2 separate regions of the Homo sapiens genome follow, and region 2 is linked to region 1. A link is a loop called in an ENCODE intact Hi-C map of the cell type or tissue named here. Cell type or tissue: GM12878. All regions are shown on one strand.

Region 1 (2,500 bases):
TGCAAAAATTGAGGGTATTGGGGTGAGAAGATGTGGATGTTTCATGGTGTATGATTTTGCATGCTTGCATTTTCCATGGGTTCGTTTTGTTTGCTTTGTTTTATTCTTTTTGTTTTAACATTAAGCACAGAATCGTGGCCAGCTTTCACACACGCAGAAAGAAACCAGTGGCCAGAGCCACTTGGAGGAAGGAAACTTTTTGTACCTAGTGACATCAAAGGCAGGAAATGGTGTTTCCCTGTTGAGGGCAGTGGAAGGAGGAGTCAGGGTTGGGGAAGACCCAGGCAGACTTGGGGCAGACCCAGCGACCCCTTCCAAGAGCATGAAGAGGCAGCTCACGGTGCTGGGAAGTCAACCCGCTTTGGAAAGGGAATCCCAGCAGGGTAACTACCTGGAAAGGACTTTCCAACTCCCCTGGGGGAGGGACACAAGTAGACACACACAGACACCAGAACACAAAGGGCACACCCATTCTGGACATATACAATCACACAAAACAAGACAGACATACAGACACACCATGCAGACATACACACAATCACACACACACACACACACCTGGACACACAATCATAGATACACAACAACCATCAAAGCTAGCCACAGACCGGGTGCAGTGTCTCACGCCTGTAATCCCAGCACCTTGGGATGCCAAGGCAGTCAGATCACTTGAGGTCAGGAGTCCGAGACCAACCTGGCCAACATGGTGAAACCCTGTCTCTACCAAAAATACAAAAAAAAAAAAAAAAAAAAAATAGCCGGGCGTGGTGGTGAGTGCCTGTAGTCCCAGCTACTAAGGAGGCTGAGATGGGAGACTCGCTTGAACCCGGGAGGCAGAGGTTGCAGTGAGCCAAGATGGCGCCGCTGTACTCCAGCCTGGATGACAGAGTAAGATTCTGCCTCAAAAAAAAAAAAAAAGCTAGCAACAGACACACACAAGGACACAAGAGACATATATTCAGGGCATATAACCAAACACACCGAGACTAGAACACACCAACACAGACACACCATCACACACATACCAAAACAGACATGGAGGTACACAACACACACGTACACGGTTACACACTGAGACAGACACCCAAAGACACAATCGTAGATACACATACATGGCAGGCACCATGGCTAGTCATAGACATAACGCAAGAACACACGTTATGGGCATGCACAATCACACACACAGAGGTCCAGGTCCAATCCTACGACCATCCAAGGTCTGCCCCGCTCCCAGAGGAGTCCCCAGGGACTACCCCTCAGAACACCCAAGTTCCACCCTGTACCCACAGAGGACCACCCAAGATCCACTCCCGCCAGGGAACCCAGGACTCACCCCTCAGACCACCTAGGATCCATCCCCCAAGAGGAAACTCAGGCCCTTCCCTCTGGGGACCTCCCCCTCCCTCCCCTGAGGAACAATCACTCTGGGCCCCTTTTCTCCGCAGCGATACCCAGCTTGGGCAGCGGGCGCCCCCTGGTGGACCTGGAGCCCCAGTCCAGGACTGCACGGAGCTGGGGCCCAGGAGCCAAGGCGCGCGGGGAGTTCCGGTGCTCTAGGACTTGGGAGCATTCACGGCAGAACCGGGGAAGGAAAGAGCGTGGAGACGCGGGAAGGGGAGATGGGAGGCCGGAACTGGATCGGGCAGGGCATTAAGCGCGGGAACAGAACGTCGGAAGCAGGAATGGGTTGGAGGCGGTTGGACCGAAGACCTCCTACTCCCGCACCCCAGCCAGCCCCGCGTCTCCACCCGGCAGGTGCGGCTCCTGGACCGCGGAAGACCCCGGAGGCGGATTCCCAACGAGGCACAGCGAGGGCAGGGTCGGGGAGGTTAGAGTGCTGAGGGTGGGAGGTCTTCGGTCCCACGGCCGAAGCTCGCCTAGTCATGGCTCTCAGCCTGGAAGTAACGCCAAGAAATCGCCCGAGACTGGGAATGCCCAGCGCTCAGCCTGGATGATCACCAGCACCAACGTGGCTTTGGCTCGCGGGTTCAAGAGAAAGATGGGCCCGCCCCTTCCACGACTGATCCTGTCAGTCTACCGAAGCCCCATTCCGCTGTCATCCGCCTCCCACCTCCCTAGCTTCTCCCCAGGCCCCGCCCTCGTACCCATCCGTTTGCCTCTCAGGCTCTGCCCACTCCTCAGTCCTTCCCACTTTCCTGTCATTCTCTCGAGGACCGTCCGCTTCCCCAGCAGACTCCCAGGCCCAGCCCACTCCTCAGTTCCCCTACCCCACGGTCATTCTCCCTAGACTCCGCCCACTTCATAGTTATTTGTCTCCCAGCCCTTGCTAACTCCTTAGTCCCTCCCACTTCCCTGTCATTCTCCCCAGGCCCCGCCCACTTCCCCTGCTGTCCGCTCCAGGCCCTTCCCACGCCACAGTTCCTCCCAATATTATCTCCAGGCCCCGCCCACTTCCCCTGTTATCAGCCTCCCAGACCCTGCCCACTCCTCAGTCCCTCACACCTCCCTGTCATTCTCCCAGGCCCCGCCCATTTCCCAA
Region 2 (2,500 bases), 84 kb before region 1:
GCAGTGGTGTGACCTTGGCTCACTGCAACCTCCACCTCCCGGGTTCGAGCGATTCTCCTGCCTCAGCCTCCCGAGTAGCTGGGATTACAGGTGCTCACTAAAACGCCCAGCTATTATTTGGATTTCATCATTGGCCAGGCTGGTCTCGAACTCCTGACCTCAGGTGATCCACCCGCCTCGGCCTCCAAAGTGCAGGGATTACAGGCGTGAGCCACAGCACCCCGCTGCCCCAGCCTACCCTTCTTAAGCAAATAGGCTTTCTAGTTGATCTGTGCCATCTTGTCTGCTCCTTTACAGCACACGTGGCTGGCAGAGAAGGGAAGATAGAGCCGCCATCTTCAATATATCTAGTCCTTAGTTCCCGCTGGCATTCATCCAGGCAAGCTCCCAGCTTGCAGGCTGCTGTTTGTTAGAAAATGATTTGGGGCTGCTTTTCATTAAAAAGAAAAGCCTTACCGAGGACTCCCATGCCCTTGCTCTCTGCCTAAGTAATTCCTTCTCTCTCTCTTTTTTTTTTTTTTTTTTTTTTTTGAGACGGAGTTTCGCTCTTGTTGCCCAGACTGGATTGCAATGGTGCAATCTTGGCTCACCACAACCTCCACCTCCCAGGTTCATGCGATTCTCTTGCCTCAGCCTCCCGAATAGCTGGGATTACAGGCATGTGCCACCACGCCCAGCTAATTTTGTATTTTTAGAGAGATAGTGTAGCAGGACGAGCTGCAGACAAAACTCCTCAGACACCGAGTTAAAGAAGGAAGGGGTTTATTTGGCCGGGGGCATCGGCAAGACTCCTGTCTCAAGAGCTGAGCTCCTCGAGGATGCAATTGCTGTCCTTTTTAAGGGCTCACACCTCTAAGGGTGTGAGCGTGAGACGGTCATGATTGATTGAGCAAGCAGGGCCTACGTGACTGGGGGCTGCAGGGTGTGGCGCCGGGCTGTCTGCTTGTGGATTTCATTTCTGCCTTTTCGTTTTTACTTTTTCTTTCTTTGGAGGCAGATATTGGGCATAAGACAATATGAGGGGTGGTCTCCTCCCTTATCCCCCCCTTTTGAGACTCTCGCTCAATACTGGAGTTCTCACTTTCATTTTTACTACCCGTGTCTTCTTGCAAGACAGATCAATAATGATTCATATAGTACACTTGTGCTGAAGCATTTCGGTGAACTAAGTTAGCGATGACGCTTTTTATCATTTGAAGAAGTACAGGTAGCAAACAAGCAAGCAGTAAGTAGGTTCTTATTACTATTATAACTCTTACTGTAAGAGTTTTAAATCTTCCTAGCGCTGGGAACTATTTTCTAAACATGGCCTCAGGATCAAATTTATGCCACACTTGCACGGGCACATGTGCCAGTTTTGTCATAGCTCTAACTGTGTCTTCAACTACTTGCCCTTGATTATCTATGTGTAGGCAGCAATTAGTAAGGTTAAATTTCCTACAGACTTCTCCTTCAGCTGCTAGCAAGTAGTCGAGAGCTAATCTATTTTGAGAGATAGCATTTCTCATCTGAGTTTCTTGCTGGGCCAGAATGGTCAAGGCTGTGCCGGTTTTATTGGTGATTATTTTTAAGACAGCTTGTAACCATATGATTTGGTTGATCACGTAAATGGGAGTCCAGTATCTTCACGAGCCATCTTGTGCCTAAGTAGCAGGACTATAATATTGTATGATTCTCTCGGGGGCCATTTATCATTTTTTCAATTTCTTATAGCTATGCTTCTCTTTTCGAGGGAAGCATAGACAGGGAAGCCCAGGAGTTCACCTGTTTTTATGGGCAGTAGGAAGAAAGATAGTTTAATAGTGCTAATAACACAACTGCCTGCCTACTGGTTAGGCAATTTGGCATAAGCTCTATGCCTACATACGTAGCATAATCTAGTCGGGGCTGTCTAGTCCCGGTGGGACTCCGGCTATGTCTACACGGTTTGCAACTTTGGGAATTTTTTACTAAGTGGATTTCTCTCTGTGTGATTTGAACTCTACCAAGTGACTGTTTTTGTGGTACCATTATACAGTTTCTGTCTCAGACAACTAAATCGTCCTACGGGGTGAGTGAATTCTTTTCTTTCTCTAGCTATGCGATATTGTCCAATAATTGAGGCTTTTAGGACCTAGAAATTATCAGGGTGATTCTTTTGAGCTGGGAATTCATCAGGAACTGGGTCTGTAGGTACTAATTCTCGTGCTTCCTATGGCCATTGATCTCCTGTGACAGTTCTTCCACATATATAACATGAAGTGACATTGAGAGACTGGGTCACATGCTCGGCTAATTGCAAAAACAAATTTCTTGTTTTTCATGGAATTTCTGGTACTGGCACTTTTAGTTTATCATAGAAGGTTTGAAATACTGGCTCGGGAGAGCATTTATACACTTTTTCTCAAACCACGATATTTACTTGAAGATCCAGTCTAGCTCTTATCAATTTTTTAGGGTTACACGTTCCTCTTTTTTCCAGCGAGGATCAAGGGGATTGGTTAGTACTAGCTCTAAGGGG

What was found. A loop is a pair of places that touch in the nucleus more often than their neighbours do. Peaks named below come from ENCODE experiments on the same cell type or tissue, not always from the same donor. Only the 100,000 strongest peaks of a DNase experiment are listed, where the experiment ranks them.
Region 2: it touches region 1 in a loop (6-fold over the local background); 10 of 110 quality-filtered maps call a loop at or near these places.

The regions. Positions count from the first base shown.
Region 1 is chr19:6,516,028-6,518,527 of GRCh38, reverse strand. No RefSeq gene overlaps it. Among named protein-coding and RNA genes, the nearest start is that of TNFSF9, 14 kb to the left of the region's middle. RefSeq lists enhancers at 285-414, 465-514, 1,856-2,396 and a silencer at 1,825-1,994. In GM12878, a CTCF peak has its summit at 1,475 (motif pointing left); DNase peaks (open chromatin) are centred at 157, 998, 1,417 and 2,267; H3K4me3 peaks cover 2,500 bases; H3K27ac peaks cover 2,310 bases.
Region 2 is chr19:6,600,206-6,602,705 of GRCh38, reverse strand. No RefSeq gene overlaps it. Among named protein-coding and RNA genes, the nearest start is that of CD70, 10 kb to the right of the region's middle. RefSeq lists an enhancer at 832-1,051. In GM12878, no CTCF peak of the experiment used is centred here; DNase peaks (open chromatin) are centred at 885 and 1,115; H3K4me3 peaks cover 2,421 bases; H3K27ac peaks cover 2,500 bases.